2 separate regions of the Homo sapiens genome follow, and region 2 is linked to region 1. A link is a loop called in an ENCODE intact Hi-C map of the cell type or tissue named here. Cell type or tissue: GM12878. All regions are shown on one strand. Each heading gives the region's core, and the rest is flanking DNA. Links, peaks and the distances in the headings are about the cores only. Region 1 has its middle 39 kb from the start of LARGE1-AS2. Region 2 has its middle 25 kb from the start of LINC01640.

The links. Peaks named below come from ENCODE experiments on the same cell type or tissue, not always from the same donor. Only the 100,000 strongest peaks of a DNase experiment are listed, where the experiment ranks them.
Region 2: a loop joins it to region 1, with 9 times the contacts of the local background. A loop is called at or near these places in 8 of 110 quality-filtered maps.

The regions. Positions count from the first base shown.
Region 1 is chr22:33,198,727-33,207,067 of GRCh38, forward strand. It overlaps a transcript of LARGE1 not described here. Among named protein-coding and RNA genes, the nearest start is that of LARGE1-AS2, 39 kb to the left of the region's middle. In GM12878, for the core only: a CTCF peak has its summit at 4,686 (motif pointing left); a DNase peak (open chromatin) is centred at 4,805; H3K4me3 peaks cover 1,357 bases; H3K27ac peaks cover 922 bases.
Region 2 is chr22:33,079,369-33,087,709 of GRCh38, forward strand. It overlaps a transcript of LARGE1 not described here. Among named protein-coding and RNA genes, the nearest start is that of LINC01640, 25 kb to the right of the region's middle. In GM12878, for the core only: no CTCF peak of the experiment used is centred there; a DNase peak (open chromatin) is centred at 4,073.

The DNA.
Region 1 (8,341 bases), core at 263-8,262:
ATTGTCTTCATCCAGTCCTCCGTAGATGGACACTTAGGTTAATTCCATACCTTTGCTATTGTGAATAGTGCTGTGATAAACACACTAGTGCCAGTCTCTTTTTGATATAATGATTTGTTTCCCTTTGGGTATATACCCAGTAGTGGGATTGCTGAATTGAATGATAGACTTTTAGTTCTTTGAAAAATTTCCATGCTGTTTTCCATAAAGGTCATACTAAGTTATATTCCCACCAACAGTGTATAAATATTCCCTTTTCTCCACATCTTTCCCAACATGTTGTTTTTTGACTTTCTGATAATAGCCATTCTGACTGGTGTGAGATGGTATCTCATTATCTCATTGTGGTTTTAATTTGCATTTATCTGATGATCGTGATGTTGAGCATTTTTTAATATATTTGTCAGCCGCTTGTATGTCTTCTTTTTAAAAATATCTCTTTGTGTCCTTTGCTTACTTTTTAATAGCGCTGTTTGAGGTTTTTTTTTTTCTTATGGAGTTGTTTGAGCTCCTTGTAGATTCTAGATATTAGTCCTTTGTTGGATGCATAGTTTGCAAATACTTTTTCCCTGCTGTAGGGTAACTGTTTACTTTGTTGATTGTTTATTTTGCTATGCAGAAGATTTTTAGTTTAATTAAGTCCCATTTATCTACTTTAGTCTTTGTTCCATTTGCTTTTGAGAACTTAGTCATAAATTATTTGCCTAGGCCAATGTTCAGAAGAGATTTTTCTAGCTTTTCTTCTAGAATTTTTATAGTTTCAGGTCTTACATTTAGGTTTTTAATGCATCTTGAGTTAATTTTTGTATATGGTGAGAGTTATGAGTCCAGTTTCTTTCTTCTCCATATGGCTATCCAATTTTCCCAGCACTATTTATTGAATAGGGTATTATTTCCTTAGCATATATATTTTTTGACTTTGTCAAAGAGCAATTGATTGTAAGTATATGGCTTTACTTCTTGGTTCTCTATTCTGTTCTGTTAATCTATGTGTCTAGTTTTATACCAGTACCATGCTGTTTTAGTTACTATAGCCTTGTAGTATAATTTGAAGTCAGCATATGAATTTTTGGAGGACACATTCAGTCCATAGTACGTGCCTGGTACGTGCAGACACTTTTTTTTTTTTTTCTTTTTTTTTGAGACGGAGTCTTACTCTGTCGCCCAGGCTGGAGGGCAGTGGCACAATCTCGGCTCACTGCAACCTCTGCCTCCCGGGTTCAAGCAATTCTCTGCTTCAGCCTCCTGAGTAGCTGGGATTACAGGCACCTGCCACCACACCTGGCTAATTTTTGTATTTTTAGTAGAGATGGGGTTTCACCATCTTGGCCAGGCTGATCTTGAACTCCTGACTTCGTGATCCACCCACCTCAGCCTCCCAAAGTGCTGGGTTTACAAGTGTGAGCCACTGCGCCCAGCCGACACTCTTTTAATTGCTAGGAAACGTCAATGAACAAAAGTGACGAAGATTCTTCCCCTTGTAAACTTTCATTCCAGCAGGGAGAGACAGATAAATATAGTAAATAAGTAAATTATATAGAACATAAAATACTATAAATCACAATGAGATATTACTTTACATCCATTATAGTGGTGATATCAAAGAGAAAATGACAAGTTGTGGCGAGGATGTGGAGAAGTCAAAACCCTCGTACGTCGCTGGTGGGAATGTAAAATGGGGCAGCCACTTTGGAAACTATTTTGGCAGTTCCTCAGAAAGTTCAGCAGGGAGTTACTATGTGATCCAGCAATTCCACTCCTAGGCATATACCCAAAAGATCGAAAACGTATGTCCACATAAAAACTTCTCAGAATTTATTCATAACAGCATTATTCATGTTAGTCAAAAAGGAGAAAAAACTGGAATGTTCATCCACTGATGAATGAATAAACAAAGTGTAATATATCCATACAACCTGGATATATCCTACAACCTGGATGAAATTTGAAGACATTATGCCAAGAAAGAAGGCAGGCACAAAATGCCACAGATGTTGTGATTCAACTTATATAAAATGTACAGAATAGTCAGATCCATAAAGACAGAAAGTAAATCAATGGTTTTCAGGAGCTGAGCAAAGGAAGCATTGGAGAGGGAGTGCTAGTGGGTTCAGGGATTCTTTGGGGGATGATGAAAATATTCTGGAATTAGACAGTGGTGATGATCATCACAGCTTTGTGAATATCCTAAAAAATCACTGAATGGTATACATCAAAGAGGTGATTTTTCTGGTATAAGAATTATCTCAATGTTTTTTAAAAGGTCATGGTTGCTATGAAATGAAAGAAAAATAGAATAGGGCCGGGTGCAGTGACTCATGCCTATAATTCCAGCACTTTGGGAGGCCGAGGCTGGGGGATCACTTGAGGTCAGGAGTTCGTGACCAGCCTGACCAACATGGTGAAATCCCATCTCTGCTAAAAATACAAAATTAACCTGGCATAGCAGTGCATGCCTGTAATCCCAGCTACTTGGGAGGCTGAGGCAGGAGAATCACTTGAACTTGGGAGGCAGAGGTTACAGTGAGCTGAGACTGTGCCATTGCACTCCAGTCTGGGCAACAAGAGCGAAACTCCATCTCAAAAAGAAAGAAAGAGAGAAAGAGAGAGAGAAAGAAAGAGAGAGAAAGAGAGAGAGAGGAAGGAAGGAAGAAAGAAAGGAAAGAAGGAGAGAAGGAAGAAAAAGAAGGAAGGAAGGAAGGAAAGAAGGAAGGAAGGAAGGGAGGAGAAAAGAAAACATAGAACAGGTAAGGGGTAACTGAAATGGATTGGGCAGACAGCTTGTAATTTTGAATAGGGTGGTCACAATTATTTTCACTGAGAAAAGGACATTCAAGCCAGAATTTGGAAAGGTATGGGAGACGGTCTGGTCATCATCTGGGAGAGGTACTCCAGAAAAAGCAGAGGGACAGGAGGGAATTTGGGAAACAAGAAAAGCCCAGTGTGGCCTGAGTAAAGAAAGAGAGTGGAGGGGGCTGAGGGTCAGAGAAGTGATAAGGGCCAGATCCTGTTGGGTCTTGTAGGTCATCATCAGAACTTAAGCTTTTACCATGAACGAAATGGAGATCCGCTGAAGCGTTTTGAGCAAGCAAGTAGCCTGATCCAAGTTACATTTAAAGAATCATTCTGGGCTGGGCTTGGTGGCTCATGCCTATAATCCCAGCACTTTGGGAGGCCGAGGTGGGTAGATCACGAGGTCAGGAGATCGAGACCATCCTGGCTAACACGGTGAAACCCCGTCTCTACTAAAAATACAAAAATTAGCTGGGCGTGGTGGCACACGCCTGTAGTCGCAGCTACTCGGGAGGCTGAGGCAGGAGGATCACTTGAACCAGGGAGGCGGAGGTTGCAGTGAGCTGAGATCACATCACGGCATGATAAAAAAAAAAAAAGAATCATTCTGGCTGCTGTGCTGAGAAACGTAACAATTGTTATTATATTAAGAGCTTAGGTCTGCTTTGACATGAAGCACTGGGACACTAGAACAGAGAAAGAGATACTCTCCCCACTCCCAACTTTAGAAACTGGCCCCTAACAGGTGAATATGATCCACCGTTTCTGTACTGTGAGCAGAGTCTGTGCCACATTCAGCAAGAGTGGCAGGTCTCCTTGACCTCAGTGCTTCCCGGGGTGGACAGACTACGGCCACCTTATCTTTTTACACGAGAACTGTCCTTCCTCTCTCAGGCATGAAACCATAGGCCAGCTTGGCCATCTTAATCAAAGGGAACTTGAAGCCATTCATTTCATTCATTTTATTTCAAGAAGACATGAAATTATGTTTTATGCCAGGCCAATAAAGGATGACACATAATTTCCTTGGGCTTACAATATTTCTGCCTTTGGAAAGGTGTCTGAGAACTAAATAACCTGAAGTTTACTGTCTAGTACAGTGCAGATTGACAGTAGCTGCTCAATAAAGCATAGTGCCATTCTTCCTCTTTCTCATTCACCTTGACTTCCCCAAGGTCTTCATTTTCAGAGATGGCAACTGATACCTAGAAACCCCACGAAGTTCTACAGTGTTTACATCAATCCCTCAAATCTGGTTGAACCCAAGAGCCAGAGACCTGCTGATTTTTCTGGAAAAATGGCTGTCTTAAAGAAGAACCAAAGGACACAGTGGAAAAGACAGCACCTAAAAGTTAGCATGGATGGAAGGGAAAAGTTCCTGGAAAGCAAGGCATTAGCAGGAATTAGCTAAGTTCTTGTCCACCCTTTGCTAGTGATGATTCATTTTTGTAGGATAATAATATAATAAGACTTTAAAAAATAAAATTTAAAAAACATATCTCTGAAGTTTGACAGGCAAGATAGAACCTAGAAAAATAGAATCTAAACTCTCTCTCTCTCTCTCTCTCTCTCTCTCTCTCTCTGTGTGTGTGTGTGTGTGTGTGTGCAAGAGAGAATGAGAGAGAAAGAGAGAGACAGACAGACAGACAGAGAGAGGCTGGTGATTCAAGGTCCCAGTGCAGATAAACAGACTCACTCTTTCTCCTCCCCAAACAAAACTAGATTTTTTTATTTGTCACACTTGAAGCTCATCTGCTTTCCCACTCCCTCATTAAAATTCTGAGCTACTGCAAGACAGCCTCGTGCAGGATAATTCGAGCCTGATCTCCCAGGAGAATGCCGGGAACCAGGCTTGTGAATTAGCCTTTCCCCTTGGTGGGTGGACACTGCCACCCTGTGTTCAGATACTGGGAACCACTGAGCGGTGATCCTTTCCTCTGGCTCCTCAACTTCATAGTGCTTAGTCGATTCCCAGGTGTGCCCACAATATCAATATGTGTTGGTTATGGTGTGAAGGCTTCCACAGCTGTCAGTGTTTTCAGCCGGGGCATGGAGAGGTTGTTTATAGTGAGGGGAGAGGGAAATGAGATGAAGCTAGGGAGGCAAGCAGAGATGATAGAACGCATGCTAGGGAAAAACCCACGAGGAACTGCCCTGGATTTCCCCAGCAACTCAAGCATTTGGGTTTCTGTGACTTTGCTGCCGCTGCTACCTCTTCCCAGAATGCTTTTCCCACAGACTCTGCCTTGTGAAAGCCCACGCCTCTCAGAGATCTGGCTGAAGCATCACCTTATCTGTGAACCCCTGCCTGATCACCACTCCCCGGACCTTACCCTGGTAGAATCAGGGATTTCATTCTGTCCCATCATCGCCTCTTCCCTACACAACTTAAAGGTGGGTGTCAACATTTCCATACTTTTCTCCCATGAACCCTGGAGGCCCTGGAGTGTGACTGAACTTGTCTTATTGTTCTGTATGTCCCCAAGGCTTAGCAGATCTTTCATTAATATCTTTGGGAGAGCAAATGAATGAATGAGTGGATGGATGGATGGATGGATGAACAAAATAAATGGTATGCATATAACATTTGGAAAAATCAGATTAAAGCCTTTAAGGAAGAAAAATCAATGTTATTAGGAGAGGGGAGGAATAGAACTGAGAGAAGAAGTACCCGAATTGAGGGGCTGGAGAGGGCTGAAAACGGATAGGGAGTGTTACTGAGTTGTAGAAAATAACTCATTTCACCACCAGAGAAAGAGCTATTTATGTAATACTAGAATTAATATAATAATGGTTATTATGTCAGAAGCACAAGAGAGTCATAAAATGGCTTATTAAAAGGGTTGCAACTCAGATCACTAAAACCATCAGAGAGGATTCCAACTTTGCATTTCACTAAAATGTAAGACTTTTTGCTTGAAAACGTCTCATTTAATGGACTTATCAGCTTCCCAATCTCAATATCTTCAAGACTCCTATAAACCTCCACTCTCCCTGATTCTAGCACCTAATTAATCAAAGTCAAGCACTGTTATCCCAGAAATGTCTCTTAAACACCTTAAGCCACCTCCAAACACTTTCACTTCTCCAAACCTTTGAGCAGAAATGTGCTATTTCCTCTGCTGGGAGTATGTTTGAATCCCTTTTTTAAAAAAGGCTAAATTAGAGGTCTCCCTTATAGACTTAGCTTTGGGAAGAGCCTTTCCCATTTTCACACAGCAAAGGTGGCCATTCCTCAACTGTGTTCCCCTTGTGCTGTGTTCATGCCTTAATTCCAGCATTTTTTTTCAAGCCTCTATTGTAGGAATTACTATAGAAGGGTTCTGTTGAAAGTATCTTAACCTGCTCCCCACTGTCTGAAAGCAACACCAAGGAGGTATACAGCTTCAGTATCTTTGTAGTCTTCCGTTCTAGCACATGGATGAAATATAGCAAAAGAGTGCTCAGAACACATTTATGAAATAAATGAATAAAGAAATGAAAACGAATGGACAAGCATGGAGGACATATTAGGTTGAAAAAAAATAGCTTTACCAGTCTGTGTAGCTCCTGATCACAACAGTATATACTGGTCACACCTTGTCCCATTATTTCCACCCAAAATCATACTCTTTCTTTAAGACCTGTCTCAGATGCTACCCCCTTCAAGCTTCTGTCTGTAATTAATCAACATGCAGCCCTTTGCTTCTGGGCAATGCTCACATGACACTCATCATTTGCTACATTTTATGAGAGATCATGCACTAAAAAAATAAAAAATACCTAAAATAAACTGAGAGACTGCTATGTGCCAGCCACAGGGAAAGTCTCTTTCCAAAGCTGAGTCTCTAAGGTAGACCCCTAATTCAGCTTTTAAAAAGTTCCAGATGCTGAGCACAAAGAGTTGAACAAAATGAAAAAGGTCTCTGTTCTTTTGAAGCTTATATTTCAGTGGATGGAGACAGATAATAAATAGCACATAAACAAATAAATAAAAAGAGAGTTTCAGTGTTTTAAGGACAATAAAACTGGGTAATGTAATAGTGTTTCCCTCAGCATTCTCATTTGTAGCCAGCAGAATTCAGTTTCACTAAAGGAGAATTTATTAAGCAGGATTCCTTCAAAAACTCAACAGAAAGACCAAAGAAACAGGCTCTTGTCAAGTTTCCAGCAAAAAAATTGGACATTTCATCTCTAGCATATGACACATGTGGAGAGTCATTGATTTAGTACTACTCAAGAGGGGAGAAAACATTCATTGAAATCTGATCATATTGTGTGACTTTGTTGTTTTTTTCCGAGACAGAGTCTCGCTGTGATGCCCAGGCTGGAGTGCAATGGCCCGATCTCTGCTCACTGCAGCCTCCACCTCCCAAGTCAAGCAATTCTCCTGCCTCAGCCTCCTGAGCAGCTGGGATTACGGGTGCCCACTACCATGCCATGCTAATTCTTTTTTTTTTTTTTTTTTTTTTGTGAGAGGGAATCTCGCTCTGTTGTCCAGGCTGGAGTGCAGTGGCGCGATCTCTGCTCACTGCAAGCTCCGCCTCCCCGGTTCACGCCATTCTCCTCCCTCAGCCTCCAGAGTAGCTGGGACTACAGGCGCCCGCCACCACACCCGGCTAATTTTTTGTGTATTTTTAGTAGAGACGGGGTTTCACTGCGTTAACCAAGACAGTCTTGATCTCCTGACCTCGTGATCCACCTGCCTTGGCCTCCCAAAGTGCTGGGATTACAGGCGTGAGCCACTGCGCCCGGCCTAACTTTTGTATTTTTAATAGAGACGGGGTTTCACCATGTTGGCCAGGCTGGTCTCGAACCCCTGACCTCAAGTGGTCCACCTGCCTCAGCCTCCCAAAGTGTTGGGATTACAGGCGTGAGCCACCGTGACTGACCAAATTGCATGACTTTTTTTTTCCATTTTGCCATGCAAGTTTTCCCTTCCCTCCTGCCTTACTTACCTACAGATTCAGATTTTTTAAAAGGAGTTTATGCTTTCTATGACTTTTTGCATTAGGGTTGAAACTTTCAGTCACAAGTCGTTTGGGACAGATAACTTACTAAAGGTCTAGAACAAATGACCAGCCACCCAAGGACACATATGCAGGCTGGCATGCCTGCAGCCAGAAAGAAACCATATGGAAAGCATAGCACAGTCCAATAGGTCTCTGCTCCTCCATAGGACAGTCCAATAGGTCTCTGCTCCTCCATAATAACTCTCTTGGAGAAAAGTTGGGTTCTGTGTCTAGTGTGAAACTCTCATAAATAGTTTTTTGAACAATCATGTACTTGGTGGACTACAAGACAAAATGATTTTGTTTTTCTTCTATCAGTCTTCAAACAAATGCTGTTGGCTCCTCCTTTCCTGCTGCTTCATGGCATATTGGGCAGATCCCACAGGTGGTGTTAAAATGTCCAGCCCAGTTAGTCCAGTTTAAAATTTTATTTTTATATTCAATTCAAAGCATTTCCCCTCTCCGGTGCAGAACTGCCTTGCATACTAGGAAGCAGGCCCTTTTGATTCTCCTTCATTATGGGAAATAGACTTGTTGGTGATACTGGAAGCTAGTGC
Region 2 (8,341 bases), core at 332-8,331, 120 kb before region 1:
AGGCGCCCGCCACCACGCCCGGATAATTTTTTGTATTTTCAGTAGAGATGGGGTTTCACTGTGTTAGCCAGCATGGTCTCGATCTCCTGACCTCATGACCTGCCCGTCTTGGCCTCCCAAAGTTCTGGGATTGCAGGCGTGAGCCACCACACCTGGCCATCTAGTTATCATTCTTATTACCTACAACTTTTATTATTTTTGATGCCTATTAACTCCTCACTGCTATGTTACTGATAAGATAGACTAGACTGGATCACACTCTATTATTTGTTTTCAAGTGTCTCTAAGCTTTTCAGAGGTACCAACCCAGTTCGTTTAAGGAAACTCTAGTTTCCTTACAAAGTTGGTTGGCAATAAATGAGTTGTCCATTCTGCTTAGAAGAACCTAGCAAGTAGTGCTGCTTGGAACTTTCCCCTTAAGACATAATTTTACTCTGAGCCCCCAAGAAAAGAAGAAGGAAGGAAAAGATGAACAGGAATGACCCGTTGAGGGCAAAACCCATGAAAATTGATCATGGCTCTTTTCTCCGACAATGGCATCATTGGCCTGGCAGAGCACAAGAGAGCTATCAGGGGGACTGTCCTCTTGCATGTGCTCAGGAACTTGTCCTCATTGCCTCCAGGTGCTGGGTTTCTTAGAGCCAGAGGTGGCAGGCATGTGGAGGGAAGGCTTCTGTGGATCCTCCCCTCTTCCTCTCAAATGTTCCTTTGTAGATTTAAGAATTAAAAAGTGCAGTAAAATTTGTTTTATAATTATAGCCCCAGGAAACATGAGTTTTAGTCTTAGCTTCGACATTCACTGAGTAATAATTATTGCAAGCACTTATGTAGTGTCTACTATGTGCCAGATGTTTTTGAATCATGTTACTTGCATCACCTCATTTAATTCTTACAAGAGCTCAGTAAGTTGGTATATATGTGTATTTGTCAAGCTTAGCTAGGTTATGCTGTGATAACAAACAACCACCAGATCTCAGTAGTTTGTTTCTCACTCGTGCTCTTTGTTCGTTGTAGGTTCATGGGAATTCCGTTCCACTCTGTCTTCACCCCAGGATGCAGGCTAAGAAAATGACCTTCATACAGAATGTTTCAGATTTTATGTCAGAGAACAGGAAAGGGCAAATCTCACATTAGCTCTTAAAAGTTTCCACAAGGGGATGACACAGACACTTCAGCTCACATTTGATATCCAGACCTAACTTCACGTGGGCATGGAACACATGGCTTATGTGCCTAGAAGTGGAAGAATCAGAATACTGGTGAACAGCTCTAATGACTAATATCATATATAATTATTAGCAGCATTTTGCAGATGAGGACACTGAAGAACAGAGAGATTAAGTAACTTGCCCAAAGTTACATAATTTATAAGTGGTAAAGCTGGGATTTGAATTCAGGCAGTTAGCTCCAGAGAATACTCTTAACTGCTGTCCATAAGCCTTTTCTGAGGCACTGAACCTCGGTTCAGTTTACCCATCTGTAAAATGGGAAAAGAAACTTTTCTTCTATGCCTTACAGGGATGCACTCAAAAGTCATCCATCCATCCATCTATCCATCTGCTCATCCGTTCATCCATCTGTCTTCCATCCATCCATCCATCCATCCATCCATCCATCCATCCATCCACTCTTGTAGTAATTGGCACACAGTTCTGGACTGAACTGTTTTGCCTCAGAATTCATATGTTGGATCCCTATTCCCCAGTGTGAGGTATGTGGACATAGGGCCTTTTGAAGGTAATCACTCTCTCTTTGCCATGTGACAGCATAATGAGAAAGTGGCCATCTACTAGTCAGGAAGAGAACGTTAACCAGGAACTGAATTAGCTGGCACCTTGATCTTGGACTTCCCAGCCTCCAGAACTGTGAGAAATAAATGTCTATTGTTTAAATCACCCAGTCTATGCAGCAATCTATAGCTGCCTGAACAGATTAATACTGATACAATAGAAAGTAACTGGAGAAGATTCTTTGGATTAGGATGTCAGGGAAGGACCATCTCCAGAAGTAACCTGTGAGCTAAGTTTTGCATGTGAAGACGTAGGGAGGAGAAAGAATGATAAGTAAAAGACTGAGGCAGGAATGAGCATGGCATCTTTGAGGAATAAAGGGAGTCAGAGTAGCTGGAATACAGTGATGAGGAAGAAAACAGTAGGCAATACGGGTGCAGGGGGAAGCAGAGGCCAAGTCATAAAAGAAAGATAAAATATACCAGGGATTTTTTCAAACTTTTTGAGAGATTAACCCTTTTTGAGAATCTGCTGAAAACTATGGACATGCTCATCAGAAAAGACCACATTCATATGACATTTTGCATAAAATACCAGAGGTTTTGTAGCCTTCTACCCTCATGTCTATCCAGAACCTAGACTGGGAACATCTGACAAATATAAAGACACTTTGAATAGCACATAGGGAAAGGGAGGGGAGAAAGAGATTTTCATTGTCTGCAAGCTTTCTCTGTGCTGGGAATTCTGCCAGTTATGATAGATTAATTATTTAACATTTTCCATGATCCCATTTTATAAATGATAAGATTCAGGGAGATTCAGGGAGGCTAAGCAATATGCTTTAGGCTAAATGGGTAATAGACAAAGAATTTAAATCGAGGTCAGCTTCACTCCATAGATAATATTGTTGTTATTGTCGTTGTTATTATTATTATTATTAGGTGTAGGGTCTAGTTTTACCCTGCCAAGGGTATTTTAATTATTTGGTGGAGGCTCTACATTTTCAACCAGCCAAGAGTATCCATTTCCTTTTCACTGGCTCTAGTTGAATAGCAGAGCAGCTCAGATTCTAAGTTTCCATTTCTCTACTGCCGCACTGATTATAATGTCGGCCTTTATTACTCCCAGCAGAGCAGTGAAATACAATCCCTACACCACTACCAATTAAGGCAGCTTCAATTCTATCTACATGTTCTTCCTCTGTGCAGATGCCAGCAGATCTGTTCCAAGACCCTTCCGGTTGTTTAGTATTCTGCTCAGAGGAGTCATTTGCTGATCATCTTCTTTCTTAATTAGGGATCTAATGTATTGCAGCTGACCCTTGAACAAGAGAAAGATGGAGACCTGGCTGGAAAGGAGGTGTGACCATTCATTTCAAGGTAATCAGCTTTGAAGCTGCTTGACATCTGCTATTGATTTTCTTGTGCCTGGAAAACCTCCTGAGAAAGGTTTCTGATCTCAGAAGTCTGAGCAATCTACGCATTTACTTATTCACTCACTGTGCAAGGCCAGGAAATGGCCTGCAATGAAATGAGCAGAGAAATACCTTCTCTGAAAAACCAAATGCATGGGAATGATTTCAAAGCTCCTTCCGGACCACAATGAAGGAGAGATAGTTAGCAACAGACAAGTTCCCTCCCCTCCATAAAGCCTTATACAGAAACTAATACTTAATAAACTACCTTGGGAGGCTGAGGTGGGTGGATCATGAGGTCAGGAGATCGAGACCATCCTGGCTAACACGGTGAAACCCCATCTCTACTAAAAATACAAAAAATTAGCCGGGCGTGGTGGCGGGCACCTGTAGTCCCAGCTACTTGGGAGGCTGAGGCAGGAGAATGGTGTGAACCCGGGAGGCGGAGCTTGCAGTGAGCTGAGATCATGCCACTGCACTCCAGCCTGGGTGACACAGTGAAGACTCCGTCTCAAAATAAAAATAAAAATAAAAATAATAAACTACCATTTACAGTAGACACTCTAAATATATCATTTCTAATATCAAAACACTGTTGGTTTTATTGCCTTTTCTTATGAATGGGGAAATTAAGGCTTAGAGATGTGAATTACTTTGCCCAGTGTCACACAGCAAGTAAATACCTGAGGTGGGGAGGAAAACCCATGTCAATGTGAGTCTCAAGTCTCTGTTCTTTCACTATGCTAGGCTGCCATAATTTTCTAGGTATGCATTTGCCTTCCTTGACTTTTCACTTGTTGTAATTTTGGGCCAGTTAAGTCAGCATCATTCAGAGATAGGGACTCCCTGCTGATGGAATTTGTCTTCCTTAGGTGTCATATCCAAGTAATTACAGAGTGCAGTAGAGCTAGATTACAATACTACACATTGTCAGTAGGTGTCACTATCTTATCTAATGTGATTATTTGTTCAAAAGTACTCACTGAGCACTTGCTATATGAAAGTCTCTAAGGATATAGTCATGAACTGACAGAGTCTCTGTTTCACTCAGCTTACATTTCAGTAGGGGAAAGTCTGAACCATGAAAAAATATATAATATATCAGATAGTGATCAGTGGAATAAATAAATGCTGAGATTTAAGGCTAAATTAATCAGCTTTGTGAGTTCGAAGTGTGTTGAATGAGGGAGGACTGTCTCTAGTGACACGAAACCAGCTGCCACACAATGTAAGAGGTCATCTCTTGAGAAAGGTCCCTGCCACTGACTCAGTTCAATCAAGCAATGAAAATGATCAGTACTCCCACTTCCACAGTGAAACAGATTGGGAAAGGAAAACCTCCCAGCAAGAGTTTACAGGGTTTACTGCCTGAGTGCTCTACTTAAAACCCTTAGCTGTCACCTATAGAATAAGTCCCAATCTTAGCACAATCTACCAGGCCCCTCATGATCTAATTTGCCTCTTCAGCCTGATCTCCAGCCATATCTTCCTTACACTTTACACCCCAGTAAACCAGAACTGCTTTTTGTCTCCCACATGAGTTTGCTACTTCACTCCTATAGCCCATTGTTGAAAATGACCATTCCATTGGAAAGTCATGTTTATTTTTTCTTATTTATTTAATCTCTACTCCTCTTTTAAGATCAAATTCAGTTATCGCCTCCTCAAAGAAGTCCTCCTTGGTTTCCCCAAGCTGAGTTAGGTACACTCTCTGATACTTCTTCAGCATCTTTGAATTCCATCCCTTGACTTCCATAATGTTTTATGATTGGCTGTTTCTGTGTTTAGTTTTCTGCTTGAAGGAAGGAACTAGGTCTTATTGATGTCTATACCCTCATTGCTGTCTGATAGAAATATAATGCAAGGTCAGGCACAGTGGCTCATGCCTTTAATCTCAACACTTTGGGAGACCAAGGTGGGAGGATGGCTTGAGCCCAGGAGTTTGAGACCAGCCTGGACAACATAGTGAGACCTTGTCTCTCGAAAAAAAAAAAAAGCCTGGTGTGGTGGCTCACACCTGTAGTCCCAGCTACTTGGGAGCTGAGGTGGGAGGATTGCTTGAACCCCAAGAGGTTGAGGCTGCAGTGAGCCATGATAGCAACACTGCACTTCAGTCTGGGCAACAGAGTGAGACCTGGTCTCAAAAAAAACAAAACAAACAAACAGAAATATAATGTAAGCCACATATGTAATTTTAAATTTTCTAGCAACCACATTAAAAAGTAAAAAGAAACAGATGAAATTAATGTTCATAATGTAGTTTATTTAACCCAATATATACAAATACTACCATTTCAACATCTAATCAACATGGAAAATTATCAACTAGATAGTTCACATTCTTTTTATTATAACAACATCCTCAAAATCTAGTGAGTATTTTACACTGACAGCACATCTTAATTTATAAGCTAATTTTCATCAAAAATATTTTATCTATATTTAGATTTTATAAAGCATATTCTCAAAAACAGTAGAATTGGCCAGGCACAGTGGCTCACACCTGTAATCCCAGCACTTTGGGAGGCCAAGGAGGGTGGATCACCTGAGGTCAGGAGTTCGAGACCTGCCTTGCCAACATGGCAAAACCCCGTCTCTACTAAAAATACAAAAATTAACTGGGTGTGGTGGCGGGCACCTGTAGTCCCAGCTGCTCGGGAGGCTGAGGCAGGAGAATCACTTGAACCCGGGAAGCGAAGATTGCAGTGAGCCGAGATCGCGCCACTGCACTCTAGCTTGGGTGACAGAGCGAGACTCCGTCTCAAAGAAAAATAAAAAAATAAACAGTAGAATCACATGCTCAAGCTGTTTGAAACAAACTTAAAAGTTTTCTAAAAACAGAATGGAATATCAAAGCATCATTTTCATTTAATTTTTAAATCTATATTGACAAAACTGGCTCATCATTTTAGAACAATCAATTTGACTTTGAATATGCTTTGAAGCCAAAGCATATTCATTTCAAAATCATGTCTGTCCACAGTAAATTCACTAACTCTTATGTCAACTCAGTATCAACATTGGGTTCAAAAGGGTATTGCAAAAATTGGAAAGCAGCTCTAAATTTACTAATATCAATACAATGTTCTTCAAATTTGTCTTGTCATTTTTGCAGCCAATGTACATAATACTGTCAATTACAATCTTCTGCATATTAATTCACATTAGAAAAATGTGTAATATAATTATTGTTGATTTGTATAATGAAAATTATAATTTCAGCAAATTCTCATACTGGTCTTGCTGAGTCACAAATAAACCTTTTCGTTCCATGAAACTTCAAATTTAGCTTGTTTATATGAGTGTGATATTGTCTAGGAATGTAAATCACAATGTCATTTTTTGTCTTTGATTTGGTGAATTTTGCTTCAAGCAAATGGAGTTAATAATACAGTAAATTTTTGTATAACTGTTCCACCACACAACTGATGAACACTAGCAAATATCACAAGATTGTTAAGTTAATTGTCTTCTATTTTGTTCAATAGATCCATAACTGGCAGTAATTCACAACTTTTATATGTATATACTGAAGAATTTTAACACCTGTGCACATGAGGCCTTTCACAGAATATGCTTCGGAAAAATATGCTTCAGAGTACAAATATTTTCATAGTACTTAGTGAAATGAAGCAATAAAGATAGTATCAGTCTGTTGTTTTAAATTCCAATAAATTTGGATTTTTAAAAAAAATCTAAAATAGTTTGAACACCATCCACCATGATAGAAAAATTTTATTTCCCACATCTAAGTAAAATTATTCTTTGGCAGATATAAAAGAGTTTAAAATAACTTTGCTACGAGTTCCATATTTTAGGTCATGGGTTGATAACAGATTTTTGTCTTCTAAATTTGCAAGCATTTTGAGACAACCTGCCCCCAGGTTGGGTAGTGTCTCTATTATTCTCAACTCATTTAAAGCTAAAATGAAGTCCTTTCAATTTATTCATATTTGAATAAATTTACCTTTGATATTGTTAGAAAAGTCTTCAATTATATGGACAATTGTTTGGTGGCATAATTGAAGTTCTTCTACTTTTTTTTTTTTTTTTTTTTTTGAGACAGAGTCTCTCTCTGTCACCAGGCTAGAGTGCAGCGGCGTGATCTTGGCTCATTGCAACCTCTGCCTCCCGGGTTCAAGCTATTCTCCTGCCGCAGCCTTCCCAGTAGCTGGGATTACAGGCGCATGCCACCACACCCAGCTAATTTTTGCATTTTTAGTAGAGACAGGGTTTCACCATATTGGCCAGGATGGTCTCGATCTCCTGACCTTGTGATCAGCCTGCCTTGGCCTCCCAAAGTGCTGGGATTACAGGCGTGAGCCACCAAACCCAGCCCCACTTTTTGTAAAATATCATTTTTAGTCTTTTCCTTACTACAAGCTTGGATTCTGTTAAAAATCATTTAAATTTTTTGACATTAATTCTGATGCCAGGTGGCTAGTTCAGTTAATCATTTTTTAATTTTTCAGGAGGAACTTATCAAATTCACCAAGTATTTGCTATAAATGTCTCGATACTGTCTATTACATTTTTCTTTCTGTTTTGTTTCTTTCTTTTTTTCTTTTCAAAACAGAGGGTCTCTTAGATTTGTTCTGCTGAAGTAAATTGCAATTGTCATTCATTGTAAAGTTTACAATATGCTTTCTTCCACTCTCTTATTTTTTTTCCATTCTAATCATAGTATTAATTTCTGCATCTCCATTATTTTAAGTAGAAAAAATTTGTCCATATTTATTTTTATACTAAAAAATAATTTAATTGTATTATAATTAAAATAATAACAAGTTCTTCAATTTAATTACCAATTAAGATTCACATAGTTACCACAGTAATTGGAGTTGTTAATATAAAACATTCAAAGATACATGTTACAATATTGCATTGCTGTGTAGGAAAAAAACATTTAAACTGAATCAATCCATCCACACTGACTGGATCAGTGATGTACTTATGCATAATAGTGGAAGCAACATGTGTACCCAAAAAGTGCATTAGTATACAGCACTGCTATATGAGGCCATGCAAAGGCTAAAGTGAGGTAGAGTTCAATCAAAACAATAATGTTGAATTTAATAGAAAAGTATTTTATATTGTTTCCATTTTAAAATTTAAATCTAAATTAATAATACAAATTTTAGGCCGGGCGTGGTGGCTCAGATCTGTAATCCCAGCACTTTGGGAGGCCAAGGCAGGT